2 separate regions of the Mus musculus genome follow, and region 1 is linked to region 2. Evidence: chromatin loops called from intact Hi-C (ENCODE). Cell type or tissue: left cerebral cortex. All regions are shown on one strand.

Evidence for each region. Hi-C counts contacts between places; a loop is a spot of excess contacts. Peaks named below come from ENCODE experiments on the same cell type or tissue, not always from the same donor. Only the 100,000 strongest peaks of a DNase experiment are listed, where the experiment ranks them.
Region 1: it touches region 2 in a loop (2.5-fold over the local background); 3 of 42 quality-filtered maps call a loop at or near these places.

Annotation. Positions count from the first base shown.
Region 1 is chr17:48,786,367-48,794,366 of GRCm38, reverse strand. No RefSeq gene overlaps it. Among named protein-coding and RNA genes, the nearest start is that of Lrfn2, 140 kb to the left of the region's middle. In left cerebral cortex, no CTCF peak of the experiment used is centred here; DNase peaks (open chromatin) are centred at 3,467, 3,731 and 4,355.
Region 2 is chr17:48,918,679-48,926,678 of GRCm38, reverse strand. No RefSeq gene overlaps it. Among named protein-coding and RNA genes, the nearest start is that of Lrfn2, 9.9 kb to the left of the region's middle. In left cerebral cortex, no CTCF peak of the experiment used is centred here; a DNase peak (open chromatin) is centred at 3,584; H3K27ac peaks cover 546 bases.

The DNA.
Region 1 (8,000 bases), 130 kb after region 2:
TGTGAACTCCGGGGATCCAAACTTAAGTCCTTACACTTGCACAGAAAGCCTTTACCAATGGAGCCAATATTAGTTCTGTTTTTCCGAGGTAAAGTCAGCTTCAAACTCCTTCTATAAGAGAGGCTAGCCTTGAACTCCAGATTCTCCTGCCTCAGCCTCCCAAATGCTGGGATTGCAGGCTGTGACCCACCACACCCATCTCTCTGAGCTCCAGATGCCTCATAATCTGAGAAAATAAACATGACCTACACCCACAATTCTCATTCCCAAAGTAGAAACTAGATCAAAAGTAAGGTTAGCTCCAGGGTAGGGTTTCTGCAAGCCCCTCCATCACATCCATGTCCTTTCCATGTAACAGCCCAAGTGCTTTGAAGAACAGGGCTACAAACTCAGAACATGCCCAACATACACACACACTTGCACACACACGCACATGTACACAAACACACACATACACATGCACACAACACATACACAAGCCAGATGCCTCATTTGTTTGCTTCTGTTTTGAAATAGACTGGCCTCCGACACATGGTAATCCACCTGCCTCAGCCTCTTGAGTGCTGGGCTTACAAGTGTTCACCCACCTAACCTTTTTGAAAGGATTTGGATTTTGATGCTGGAATCATGAGTACTCCACACAAGTGTGCTCTGAACTGAGCTAAAGCTTCAGCCCTGGTCACACTAAGAGGACCTTTATGCACACATGCATGAGCACACACCCCACACACCCACGCATTCACGCAGGCTCATGCACATCCATGCACACATCCAACAGGGTCCCGCTCAGACATATTTATGAAACACAGAGTGAGGGTTACTTACTGCTGTTGGTCTTGGGGTACTCCAGTGAGGTTGGAAGGCTAGACTGAGGTTCCTGCTATTAATCCTCCCATGCACGTTTCTCTTTAAGACAGGAGTCACTGTGTGCCCTGTTGGCTTTCAGCTGGAAATGACAGTACTAACAGCTAACACACTCAAGTGTACATTTCAGGTTCCCATCATCCATGTCCCTGGAGCCCCTCGTAGGATGTCACACGATGCCCTACAGTCACTTGCATGCCTGATAACCCACCAAATCAGCAGCCCCGGAGGGCTATCCCCAGTAACAAGCAGAGCTTGTCTCTACTGCTCTGAAGCTCAGAGAACTGCTGGTCTCAGACCTCACACACACACACACACACACACACACACACACACACACACCAGCCTGAGAAACTGCTCATTTGCCTCATTTGAATGCAGGCAAATTGCTGAGTCTTTATTACAGCTTCTTGGAGGCAGGCAGATCAGGAGCCTTAAATCATCTTATCGTGTCCCCAGCAGTTAATAAATCTGTGGTGGACACCTTCTCGCTGGCTGCTGGCAGCTAAAGAAAGGGGCAGTTTTACAGCTAAGCCCACAAAGAAATCTCTTCCTATTCTGGTTTATCAGAGTCCATTACTACTTACTCTCTTCTGTCATGAAACTATTATCTTCGCACACACTGGTATTACCAAAAGTAGCCAGGAACGTCCAGTTGTCCTTTGGAATGTCTGAGAGTCCCTTGGATGTTGAGGCCTTGAAGGTGCAGAGGCTTTGTGCTGCAGATCTCAAGGGAAGGAGAAAGCAGTCTTTGGGGAAAGGTGATTGCATGCCTGGCTACTGGCAAGCTTCTGGTGCCGACCATCTCTACCACAATAGCCCATATCCAACTGAACTATGAGGTAAACTAAACCTTTCCTTCCTGTAGTTGCTTCTGCTTGATATTTTGGCACAGCACTGAGAAAACTAGCCAATACAAAGAAGAAGGTGCCATTATCTACCACACCTCTGGGTTGTAGAAGGGGCATAACCAGGAAGCAGGTTTGCTGGCTGCCCCTCAGGTGCTGACTCTTAGCTTCAGAAAACGGTGGCAGCCTTAGATCCAGTGCGAAGCTTGGTTCAGTGTATGCAGCCCCTGACCCTAGACCAATCTTCCCTCTAGGACTCAGTGTCCCGGACAGTGGCTGTGAGGGTGTCAGAAATCGCGCCTGGGTGCTAGAGTTCTCAAGAACACAGGGTCACTCTTCAGCTCTCTGTCTAGGCAAGATCTCATCTGGAGTGGAGCTAAGAGCTTCTGTTGTAAGTCACAGAGGTCCTGGTCCCCTGGAATGTCTGTTTTCCTGGAGGAGAGTGACAGCAAGCCACCCTGGATCAGACACAGAGAATGGTGGCTGGAGATGGATGTGGCAACCAGCCTCCAAAGTGGTCCTTAGTGACTCCATCTCTGGTGTGGCTGCCTCCAACACTGAGAACAGAGCAGAGTGTGATTCTACGGCTGGTGACAGGTTTGACTACCCTCTCGGTGTCTCCAGCTATTCTGGGGGGTGGGGGGTGGGGGAGCCAGCTATCGAACCAAAGGATATTCCCCTAGGCTTGCGCAGAGACCATGTGGAGAAAGCCCTGGATCAAATGCCAATCCCAGCTTTTCATCTGTGTGGGTAGTCTCCCGGGAAAATGGAGCCTCAGCCTCAGCCATTGCCCAGATAACAGGAAATGGGACACCCTGAGGCAGGGCCAGTGAGGTACTTAGTAAAGTGTTTGCTGAGCAAATCTAAGGATCTAAGTTCAATCCCAGGCACCCGCACAAAAAGGCTTGAGGCTGTGGCATGTGCCTGTAATGCCGGTGTGGGGGAGGGGCAAACACTGGGCTCACCAGCCAACCAACATAACCTAATTGCTGAGTCCCGGGACCTAGTCAGAGACCTCATGTTAAAGAAACACTGTGGACCTCACCAAAATGAGGCATGAAAGAGAATACCTCGGAGCTCATGAGCCAAGAGCGAACTTTCTGTGAGCTCCTAAGAAACCTTTAACCACGGAATCCCAATGCTTGCTATCACTGCATGGCTTAGATTAACGTGACCAGTGAACATGTGCTCCAAATAACATAGCTACTGAAATCAACTTACCTGGCCCAGGTAGGGGTCTAATAGAGCAAGACAAGCTGTCGCCTTGTCAAGTCGCTACCATCTCAGGCTTTTGTCTCTTATCCCATGAGGCGTTCTGAGCTGAGCTTATTATATAAACACTTGGGGACATGGCCTGTGACCTAGGGCTTCTTACAGAGGAGAGAGCAGGACACTGATGAGCAGCAACAGAATCCCGTTGTGCTATTGAGATGTTTCTGTGCACAATTAGCAAACCGAGCTGGTGCTGACTAGAACCATGGGGCCATTTACTGTTTCTGTGACGAGTGAAAGCTAGGTTGCTCAATGCCAGCTCATCTACCCAAAGTTCTCAGACTCTTTGCCCTTTCCCTGTGGATCGCCAGCTGGCTGGTTCTCATACTTAGAGTCAAAAGATGGCTGCCATGGCTCCAGCCACCTCTTCTCCCTACGCTGAATTCTCTACCAGGAAAAAGAAAGAATTATTGAAAGAGAGGGTTTCTCCTTCGGTGCCTCTGCCCATTAGAGAAGAATGTCTTTCCTAGGAGTCCCAGAAAAATCTCTCTCTGTGATTGGTAAGGTTTGAGTCATAAAAGCCGTGCAAAGAGAAATAGAAGACGCTTTGTTACTAAGCCTATTTCCGTGGGAGAGAAACTGAGATTCTTTTAGCGAAGAAGGAAAGTGACAGCCATTGAGGAAGTTGTCAATAGCCCCTGTCTTGTATACAAATAAATGCCATTGTCTAATAATGTGATGTTAAATGCACTAGCTGAGGGGGCTGGGGAGATGGCTCAGTCCCTAAAATGCTTGGTTTGCAAGCATGAGAACCTGCATTCAACCTCTAGCACCCACGCAAAAGCAGCCAGGCATGGTGTCGTGTACTTATAAACCATTGCTGGGATGCTGGGGCAGGTGGAATTCTGGGCTTTCTTGCCTAGCCTACTTGGTGAGTTCAAGGCCTTCAAGGCCAGTAATACACTCCCCTTCTCTCTGTGTCTCTCTCTGCCTCTGTCTCTCTGTCTATATCTCTGTCTCTCTGTCTCTCTCTCTCTCTCTCTCTCTCTCTCACACACACACACACACACACACACACCACAAAAGATAACTTCTTCAATTCCTTTCCTTCCCACTCCTGAACCAAGTTCAAGTCCATGGTCATCAGTGTTTCCCACCATGGGTTCTGTGGAGCAACACACACCAACCAGTCCTCCACAAGCCAGAAAGTGCTGAGTGGTCAGATGTTCAGGCCCTGTCTTGGTGACCTCAGTTCCACTGTCCTAGGGAAGTCCTGCAGGCAAAGGTGCATCTGACTACATTTAACTCCTTGGCTCCCCAAATGCAAAAAAGCATGAATCCTGCAAGCTCTCGGAACTGTCCCACTGTAAGCCTAGTGTTCGGGAAAACACCCTTTGGGAATCCTGTGCCCAAAACAGCTCAGTTTCTTCCCACCCCACCCACCACAGTCACGGCGCTCAGCGGAACCATCTGCAGAGACGGTATTACCCAGCATATGCTTGGAGCCTGTGCACGTTCTGCTCAGGTGGCTCTTCTTCTCTTCTCTTCTCTTCTCTTCTCTTCTCTTCTCTTCTCTTCTCTTCTCTTCTCTTCTCTTCTCTTCTCTTCTCTTCTCTTCTCCCCTCCCCTCCCCCCTCCCCTCCCCCCTCCCCTCCCCTCCCCCCTCTCTCCTTTTAGAAATTCTCTAGTTAATTAAGAGGTTTATTTTTGTTCGCTCATTTAGGAATTGTAATCATTTTCGAGAAAGATCAAGCATGTGTCATTAGCGAGAGCGACTGTGGAGTTGGGGATGTTGTAGGAACCTCACAGGCAGGCTGCCTCTGGTTCAGAGAGCTGGCAAGGGCATCAGAACACCTCATGCCAGTTGCAGGGCAAGTGACCCCACCTGCTTGTAAGAGCAGCTGGGCCTGGGCCATGCTCATGGGCAGGGTAAGGTTGAGGGCTCTGCTAACCCTTTGAATATGTGCTGTGTTCTCCTCCAGCTCTTGTCTAGAGATGAGGGTGGTAAAGATGCTGAACTGTGGGTGCCTGAGCTCAGGTTACATGTAGGTCCTGGATCCTAGGGTTGGCCGCCCTGCCACAGGCAGAGAAAGGAACACATCCAATCCCATGATTCTAGGCTTCTCTGAGCAGTTTTATCTAATATAAAAATTTTAAGTTATATCTATTTTATTTTATTTTATTTTATTTTATTTTATTTTATTTTATTTTATGTGTATTGGCTGGTTTTGTGTGTCATCTTGACACAGCTGGAGTTATTGCAGAGAAAGGAGCCTCCCTTGAGGAAATGCCTCCATGAGATCCAGCTGTAAAGCATTTTCTCAATTCGTGATCAAGGCAGGAGGGCCCAGCCCTGGGTTCTATAAGAAAGCAGGCTGAGCAAGCCAGGGGAAGCAAGCCTTTAAACAGCACTCATCCATGGCTTCTGCATCCACTCCTGCCTCCAAGTTCCTACCCTGTGTGAGTTCCAGTCCTGACTTCCTTTGGTGATGAACAGCAATGTGGAAGCTGAATAAACCCTTTCCTCCCCAACTTGCTTGATGTTTTGTCATGATGTTTTGTGTAGGAATAGAAATCCTGACGATGACAGTATGTCTGTTTGCCTACAAGTATATATGTGCCCCGCATACACATAGTACCCACTGAGGCCAGAGCTGTTAGATACCCCAGAAACTGGAGTTACAGATGATTGTGAGCCACCATATGTGTGCTGGGAATCGGACCAAGGTCCTTTGTCAGCACAAGCGCTCTTAATCACTAGGAAATCTCTTCAGCTCCCCCTTTGAATCTTTTCATCAAGGGCCTTTAATGTGTTGGTCACATGTTCTACCAAGGAGCTAGGAGGTACATCTCAGCCCATCTTTTCTGTTTTTCAGTTTCTTGTGAAAATCACCACAGAGGAGCTGGCAGGATGGCTCAGTGGGTAGGGTACCTGCCTTCAAGTCTGACCACAGGATTCCCAGACCCCACACAGGAGAACCAACTCCTGCAAGTTGTCTTCTGACCTCCACATCTCCACATACAAGCCATGACACCAACATGCAAAGACACAATAGAGAAAGATTACTTTTTAAAAAAATCACACAGAGGTCTGCAAAGCTCAATGAGCTCCCAAAACTGAAGGTGCCATAGTAAACCACACTTCTTGAAGATACAAATACACTTTATCACACCACAGAAACCTCTGCCCTGTCTTCTCGATCTCTTTCTTCCCCAGGGCAACCATCCTGTCTTCTAGCATCTTAAACAAGTTTTGCTTATGACCACCATAATGGAGCCAAATGGTATGAGCTCACGCTCCCACCAGGCTCATTTGGTTCATGAGATTCTCTCAAGATGGTGGGGTCAGCTGTCACCACTTCTCAATGCTGTGTAGCATCCTGTCCTGTGAACACACCAGTTTTGATTTGTCCATTCTAATCTTGAAAGATAAAATTTCCAATTTGGAGCAAATGAAAACTAATAGTTTGGAGCCTGCAGGATGGCTCAGGAGATACAGGGGTTTGGAGTGAAGCCTGGAGACCTGCCTTTGATCCCTAGGACCCAATGGTAGAAGGAGAATGGACTCCCACAGATTGTCCTGTGATCTACATATGTGGCATGGTGAGCATGTGTGTGCATACATGCATCACACACACACACATACACACAAAGGCAAGCGTACTTTTAAAAATATAGCACATCTATGAACATTCTAATCCATGATTTCAGAGGAACAGATGAATCCCTGATAGGTGTTAGACTCAGGTGGAGGTCAAAACCCCAAGGCACAATCTACTAAAACGTTCCATGACATCATCCACTCAGTTCACATGAGGTAGGTATGTGAATTAGGTTTCCCCCTTCCTGCTGGGCATCCAGTATGGTCCACCTTCATCATGGTCATGGTCACTCTGGCCTGGTGGCCTCGAAGTGGTTGTAATGTGCATTCTCCTTGCACATTAAGTATGTTGTTTCTCTTTACCTGAGTCCAGGTCGGTGGGCTTTTGTGGTGGTTGATCTTTGTTGTCTGGAGTCACCTGAGAGACACACTTCTGCCTGTGTCTATGAGCGAGTTCCTAGAAGGGTTTAACTGAGAGAAGACACGAGGTGACAACTTCCCCTGGCATAGAGAGCCAAGAAAAAAAGCAGAGCCTACTGCCTGCATCTGTCGCAGGACAGACTCCCAATTCTTGGGCCTTCCAGTGTGGATCAGATACCAGCAACTCTCAGATGTGTTACCAGGCATTCAGTGATGGACTGGGACCACTGGGGGCATCCAGTTTCATGGACTGGAGAGCTATTAGGTTTCCAGAGCAGACAGCCATGCTGGAGTCCCCAGACCCTATCATGTAAGTCGAGTAAGCCTGTAACTCTCTCGATTATGTTTCTTTAGGCTGGTACGACTGTGCCCATTCTGAGCACTGTGAGCAGCGTTTATTCATTCTTACCTCAATTTGTCTGTCTCTGATTCTAACATTGAGAGAGACGTAGAAAAGCCTGCTCTCTCTCTCACACTCTCCACTCTGCTCTGCCAGGAAACAAGTTCTATGTAGGAGGAACATCCTCCTGAAAGTTGAAGGCACCCTGCTAAGGCAGGTTCACATCAGAGCCTCCAGGGTCCCCTCGGCTTCAAGGCCAGACTGACAAGGTGGGAAGAGATGCCATGAGCTAGCAGTAAGCAGCCGCCGGACCTGCGCCATGCCTGCACTGCAGCACTGCCCTGCACGTGTGCAGTGGGTGGGGCTACAGCGGGAGTTGTTCTGTCCTCCCAGCTAGAAGAGCACACTTCTCCTGCAGACAAGAGTTCTACATTCGAGAGCATAACTGTGAAGGGCGGAGGCTGGGGACTTATGCGAGGCAAGGTCGAGAAACTGTAAACACAGCCTAGAAAGAGGGGCCATCTCTTGATACTGGACAGTCTGAGTGGATGGCGCGGCAAGGCAGAGAGGCCTTTTAACAAATGGGCGCTGAGATTTGCGACTGAATATGGCGTGGGGCCGCCAGCACGTTCTCCCCAGCTCCCTGCAGTTCCCGCGGCTCATACTGCATTGTAGATGTGTGGGACTCGGTTCGGGGATTGAACAGGAAGGTGAT
Region 2 (8,000 bases):
TAATGGATAGATTTCAAACTAAGAGTCCTGGCTCCATGTCCCAAGCTCCATCATGTGTGCATGGCGGCCTTTCTAGTTAGAGTCTTGATGTGCTTAGCAGGAAGCTCCTGGTACAGCCTGAAGAGTTCTTAATGCTGGACAAATAGAAACCTGGGGTGGCCAGAGACACTTCCCAGGGGCTCTTCACACCATATAGCTACACAAGCAGATGAACTCAGAGTATTCTAGAATTCAGGATGGTGTAAAAATTACTTTAGAAGGAACACAATAGTTGCCCAGATCCTGATTTCTGCTGTGACCTTGGACAAATGTTTCTCTCTCTAGGTCTCAGTTTCTATATCTCTAAAATGAGTGTCAGGAGTCTCCAAGATCCAACAAAGAGCAGCAAAGAAAACAGCCACTCAAAAGACTTGTTGTTAGCTCAGTTGGTCTCAAGCTTACTGTTTAATCTAGAGGACTCAAGTCTGGTATTAAAAGGCTGCATTGTAGCATGTGTTGGTGATCCCAGTATTGGGAAGTGAATCCAGACCTGTAGCTCACTGCCCAGCCACCTTGCCTACTCTACAAGCTCTAGGCTAGCAAGGGATTCCCTGAGAATGAAGCAGGTGATGTCACCTACATTATAGATACAGAAAATCAGACAGAGAGAAGCTGAATAGGTGTCTAGGTCAAGGAGGTGACAGGGAGCAAAGCCTCAATTTAATAGTTCTGGTTTAGAAGTGTGAAGTGTGTGTGTGTGTGTGTGATGTCGGTATACATAAGCTAAGGCATAGCCTCAGGACTGTGTGGCAAATTCCTTACCCGTGGAACCATCTTGCCAGCCCTAAAATTATAATCTTAATTCGGGAGCCTACACTAAACCTGCCTGCCCCTAACAGTTCAGACTCCACAGTGGACAGAGCAAATTCTCCACCCTCAGTTTCTGTCCCTACCCCCGCCTCTCTCTGCTTTCATTTATGGCGTGTTTGGAACATATAGTCGTAATTGTGTGGTTTGTTTTATAATCCAGTCAACTGTGGAAGCACAGCCATCGTCATTTATGTCCCTGTCTCGGCATTGTTCCTCCGGGAGATTTATTGCAGTAGGAACTGTGAGTGGCTACAAGATTCTTGCCATTCCTTAATCAAGCCCTTGGTTTCTCTTTCAAAGGAACTCGGAGAACTGAGCAGGAACCAAACCCTGCCTGGTCCCGCGTGGGACAACACTGCAGGTTAGTCTAATGCAATTCCCTTGGTGTTTGTGAAAAATGGAAGACATGGACATCATACACTCTGGCAGTGCTGACCAGCTATGTATCTGAACCGTCCCAGCACAAAGCTAGTGCATTTGGCAGAAGAATTCTTCCTTCCCAGTGCAGAAAGTACTTCCAAGCAGATAAAATCTCAAGGGAAGGAGCTGGAGAGTTGGCTCTGCCATCAAGAGGCTCATTGCTCTCACAGGGACTTGGGTTCAATTCCCAGCAATCACAAGGTGGCCTGTTATAGAAATTATTTAATCCAGATCAAGAGTCTCTACTCAGGTTTTGACCCTTTAGTTCCCAGATAAAACACACACACAGCCTTTATATTTGCAATAAACCTTAAACAGCACAAGAGCTGGGTGGATACCTACTTTCTATGCTATTAGAATCTACTTTCCTATTAATAGCCCTGAATTATTACTTACTATTTATTATGTTTCATCTGGGCTGCTCTTAACTTCAATTGACCAGCCCTCAGGGCCATGTTTTTATGGCTCACCTAACCCATGGCAACTTCTCCTTCCTCAAGTCTGTGAAACCCAAACCCTGCCTATGTCTCTTCTGCCCAGATATTGCCTGTTAACATCTTTATTTACCAATCAGGAATAACTTGAAGGCAGGGGCACTTAGGGCTATGTGTGGACTCTATCCTCTCTGAGGCAACCAGTTTGGGGGCCCAATATTAGCATTAGAATAAACACAGCATCAGGCCAACCTACTCCAGTGGCTCCCAACCACCTGTAACCTTGGTTCCAGGGGAGCCAACGTCTTCTTCCATCTTCCTGGGAGCATGTCTGGTATACCTACCTACACCCTGGCAAAACAGCCATATATGTAAGATAAAACTAAAAAAAAAAATCATCTCAAGGGGATGATGATGGCAAGTGAAGAGTTTTTGAGGGACTCGTGGCATTTTGATAAGGAGAAAAATAAGGGAGTTGGAAGTCCAGGTGGGGAGAAGTCAAGGCCAAAAGTTGGGATAGTTAGGGAGATCCAAGGGGCTCATGGTATGCCCAGGTGACAGGCCAGAAGGTTTGTTGGTTAAGGACGTGAATTCTGGAAAGGGACTCTCTCTGGGTTTCAGTTAAAGAGTCCAGCCTCCCACCTGTAAAGGATGGTATTTAAGTAAGTTAAGGAACCACCCACTTTTCCAAACATAAACAGACTAACAAGTGTGAACATGCCCAGGGGTGGATGGGAGTATTGAACGGCACAAATGCCTCCAGAGTGTACTACACTGTGCACGTTCACTGCTTGAAGAGAACCTACAGAGCAAATCTATGTTACAAAGGAGATGCACCAGAGCAGCTTATATAACATGACCCAAACCTGTAATTCTGGCACATGGGAGGCAGAGGCAGGAGGATCAAAAGATTAAGGTCATCCTTGGGTATATAAGGAGTTCAAGCTCAGCCTGAGCTACAAGAAGCTCTGCCTCAGAAACACAAAACTTAGTATCTGGTATAATCTAAGTACCAAGTACTGAGTGCACAGACTCCCTGAGACCCCACATGTCTTCCTTGACATTGTTACTTATCAAGGAGACTGGTCCTGCGGTTCAAGAACAGGGCTTTGGGCAAGTGAGAAGCAGAAAGAAACACAAGGGAGACTCAGACAGGGATACAGCTATGTTCCTGCATTCTAGTTACCCATGGGTCTGACTGGTACATGCAAGCCTGGCCTGCCACTCATCGGAAGCTCATGTGTGAGCTGCACTTGACCAGCTCAGCTGCTGGCTTGCAGGATGGTCAAACGGCAAACGTGAAACGAGGGAGATAATCTTTGATTAAAGTGCCTGATGTGCTCCTGAGTTCAGGCTCCCCAGAACCCCTATAAAAGCGGTGTGCATCTATAACCATAGCACCAGGAGGCCAGAAACAGGCGGCTCTCCAAAGCTCATTGGCCATTCAGTCTAGCCTATCGATCAGATCACCGAGCTCTCAGTCCAGGGAGAGACCCAGTCTCAAAAAAGAAGTATGGAGATCAATAGAGGAAACTCGTGTGCTGTTGGCCTTCACACACGGGATCTCATACACAGGGAGGCCCTCACATGTATGCACACCCGACAAACAAAAAAAAATTTTGTATTAAAAAAAAACAAACAAAGACACCCCCACCCCCACCCCAAAAAAGTAGTGAGCATGGCCTGGCTGATGAGTGGGTCTTGGAGGGAGGGGACTGGCCAGGTTGGATTGTGGGGTTCGGTCAAATTGGAGGTCACTTACCAGTAGCCTTTTAAGAGAGCACATTTCTGCTATTGTTCGGGTAGGGGAACCAGATTGCTAGTGGTTGGGACTTTGTGGGAGGTGAGGAAGCAGAGGCAGTGGGTGTGTAATACTTTTTTGGGGATATCTAGCTGTGAGAAAGGGATGGGAGGAGGGATGGAAGCTCAAGAGAGATGAGTGACAAACAGGCTTTCTGGGGGGGGGGGGAATCTTAGTCAGCTCAAATAAAGCAGCCAGTGTAGAGAGAATGAAACCATCTAGGGGGTTGGGTAGGGGCCTGAAGAAGGAAAAGGAGACTTTTCCCCAGCTAACAGCAGAAACGGACAGAGCATAAGAAGACACCAAATGAGAGTCTGGAGGTGGAGGGATGTGAATCTTCCAAGGCAAGACATATGAATAGAGGAAGTGGAGTTTGAAGCGGGAGTAGCCCCTCGATGGGGTGAGGTTGGCAGCCTGACAGAGGATTTACCCATGATTAAGGAAGGCTGGAGGTTTGTTGCTCACACTTTCTGTGAAGGGGATTCTAAGGGGTCACGGGACCAGTCCTGTGTGTTCAATCTGGACACATCAGGAGAACCAGCATAGGTGCTTTAGAATTTGACATCATCCAGGAGTAAAGATGCATCCCATGGGAGAGACCTGAATCTCCTGAAGTCTCTTGTGGGGATCTGGGTCAGTAGGTGACTGAAGACAAGCAGGGGTACTGGGCAGGTGTCAGTGACTTCATTCTGAATGCAGTCTGGGGGTTCAGTAGATGGTGACAGAGCTGACTCAATTCCCAGCACCGAAACAAAAAAGCAGTGTGTGGTGGTACATGAATCCCATTGCGGGGAAGGGGAACAGAAAGATTTCTGGGGGCTCACTGGCTATGCAGCCTGATCTACTTGGCCACCTCCAGTCCAGGAAGAGAGACCATGTCTCAAAAATAAAGGTGCATGATTCCTGAGGGATACTTCAGGTTGACTTGTGTTCTACACACACACACACACACACACACACACACACACACACACACACACACACACACACACACACAGAGAGAGAGAGAGAGAGGGGGGGGGGGAGGGAGAGGGAGAGAGAGATGGATGGACAGATGGACGGATGGACAAATGGATGGATGGACAGACAGACAGACACGTACCAAAGCAAAAGAAAACCCAGAGCCTAGGGTCTGCTGATTTTGGTGACTATTAAATACTGATGAGACTTGTTTCTGCTCTGTAATGCCATCCCTGTTCCTTACTGCCGTGGACAGTTTGGAGACACCCTTCAAAGCATCTCTTTCCTGTTGGATTCTTGCCACTTTCATTTACCTGCACATGTATGCAGGGTGCAGTGCAATAGGCTCAGCACACATGTGTTGTGGGAAATAAACCAATCAGGGCTGTTATCATTTTGTTTCCTGACATTTGTGTCCTCTCTTCATGTTGCCTTCAGACTCCTGCCTTCTAGCTCATTATGAAATGCACAGTAAGTGACTATGGGCTGTCTTCTTGCTGGGCCATAGATCCACACTACTCAACCTCCTGAGCCCTTTGGAGTCAGTCCATTTTGACTTTCTAGTGAACACTACTTATGTGAGAGCAGAAGACAGGAAGAGAATAGTGCCGTGTTTTAGTTTCCAGTGTCAGCTCCTGAATCTCACCCCAGCTTTCCCAGTGGACTACCCATGTCAGAGAGGATGGGATCCTGGGATATTGGTGACCACACTTCTCTGTTGACTGTGCCACCAGTCATGGAGTCCCGAAGCTTCCACTCTCTGAGTGACAGCTGTTAGTCAGCCATTTGTAATGCTTCCAGTTTATAAGCTCTTCCATTTTGGTTGAACGGTGACAGTTCCCAAAGCTACAGTCATTTGTTGTCCAGAACTAAAGCAATTTGTTTTTCTAGATTCTTCTTATACCCCCAACCTGATCATAGCTGATTCAGAGACAGCCTGACTCTAAGTATATACACTGGGCTATTCGTCAACTGTGAGGCATGGAATGGCCCCCATTCCTCTAAAACCTATAAAAAGAAATCCCCTTCCTCTGCCATGTGGGCCCAATCTCTCCCTAAATGTCCCACTGTGCTGTAGCCCACCTGCCAGCCTATGACATCAATAATGGTTCTAGCAAACCTCTTACCTGAAAGGAAAATTTGCCTCAGTGCTCCCTAGAATCCCAAATCTGAAAACCTTCCCCCTCTCTCTGATTTTAAACACTTGCCACATTTGATGTGAGTTCCTTGTTAAATTTCCTTCTAAGACAATTAGAGTGTTTTCTGCTTTCTAGAAAAGATGGCTTTGCCATGTAGCAGAGCCCAAGATGGGACTGAACACCTGGGTGGATGGAGATGGCTTAGGATGAAGGCCCTGGGAAGGATCACTGACCACTGGGATGGGCCACTGACCACAACTACAGGAGAGTAAAAGACTCCAAGTATGGAGCTCTGATGAGGCCCAAGAAGAACTCTCAAGCCCCTGGAAGACTCTCTGGGGTATCCAGCTATTCTCTCTCTCCCTCCCTCCCTCCCTCCCTCCCTCCCTCCCTCCCTCCCTCTCCCCCCTCCCTCCCTCCCTCTCTCTCTCCATCCCCCTCTCCTTCCCTCCTTTCTTCCCTCCCTCTCTCACTCTCCCTCCCTTCCTTCTTCTCTCCTCTCTCTCTCTTCCCCACCTCCCTTTGCATTGTATGTGTTCTGATGCACTGAAATCCAGAGGAAGATGTTGGACATCCTGGTCTAACACCAACCATGTCATTCCCTTGAGATGGGGTCTCTCATTTAACCCTCATGCCCAGCAAACCCAAGTGATACTCGTGTCTCTATTCCCCACAGCACTGGGGTTAGAGATATGCACACCATCACCCTCATATATTCCCACGAGTGCTGGGGGGACTTGAACTCAGGTCCTCATTCCTGTACAGCAGGTGCTCTTAACCCGCTGATCCTAATCCCTCATAGCTGATGCCTTCTAACAAACACCAGCTGCTGGCACTCAGCTACTACAAAATCTCTCAGACTTTGATAGAGGAATGTGGGCACACTGACTTTATTTGGAAGGTGATCTAGAGCACAGTGAAGAGAACGGAGCTGAGGTATACAGTCCAGGGGGGCAGCATGTAGCGGGGATCTTCAGGTAGAATGTCCTCCCACCGGAGACTCCTGGAATACGCCATTGTGTGCTTCAAGCTGCCCTCTAAAGAACAACCAGAAGTGATCAGCCACCTACTTGCTATCTGTCATTGACAGAAAACTTCTAGGGACATCGGGTTTCCAGCAGAATTGTCTCTGTGAGCAAGGAGACACCCTCCGGTATCAAGTATCTATGTTCTTAGCAGCAGCACAAACCTTCAAAGGCAAGCATTCAACACATCATAGCAACGCGATTATGGTGATTGACACAGATCTAACCTGAAGCCACCTCCTGTCCCCAAAATGGCATCAACAGGTTGCTGCTCTGTGCCGGTTAACTCTTGTCTTCCCTCTGTGATGGATTTCCAAGCACCAGCTGTATTGTGGACATGCGTGCCTGTCACTCCATGGACGCTTTTGATTAAACTAGTTCATTTATTTATTTTGTGCACATGTGTGTCCATGCATGTGGAGGCCAAATGTCTGCCTTGGGTGTCTTCCTTAGAAACTTTCCACTTTATTTTAAAAACCAAACATATTGCATTCTTATTTGTTGTATATGGGTGTGGGACGGTGGGGGTGCATGCTTTTCCAGAGTGTCTCACCTAGAGATCGGGGGACACTTGCAGGAACTGGTTCTTTCCTTCAGCTGTGGGGATCAAACTCAAGTTGTTCCCTTTGGCAGTCATCACCTTTACCCATGAGTCATCTGGACAGCCATTCTCCTTACTTTCTGGAAGGTGATCTCTCAGGGAACCCAGAGCTCACTGATCTGACGAGGCTGACAGCCACTGAGCCCCAGTCTCATCTCCATACCCCAGGACTCAGAGTGGAGCCATGTGTAGCCATGCCTGCTTCTCCACATGGTTCCTAGGGGGTTGAACCTGAGTCTTCAATGTTATGCAGCAAGCCCTTTACTGTCTGAGCCATCTCTCAAGGCCAGCGTTGGAGGCTTTTTGAAGACAGAACTCATACAGTTCCCTCAACTTGGGATCTGATATGGAAACTGATAACATATTGAGCATATCCATTGTGTGGTTCTAATGACGGAACTACGCATGGGGTGGCAGTTTGAGAGGTTTCTGATGACCCCACTCTGTCAGTCAGGTGGCACAATCAGGCATTCTAAACACATGGCAGGAGATTTATGTCCCCACCCGTTTCTGTGGCAGGTGCCTTTATCACACAGTGTGTATGATTCCTGAACCTCTTTCCAAGGGATTCATGTCTCAATATGATAATCTCCAAAGCCAGGATATTAGAAATTCAATTTTAAAAAGGAACTGTTTAGGGTGTCAGCAGCATGCTATGATAATTATCTGGGGATCCCCCCCCCAACTTAACAAGTAAGCTCATTTCCACCGCGTACAAAGAATGGGAAGATTATTTGTGTCTATGCTGCTCACCCACCCCAATCCCCACCC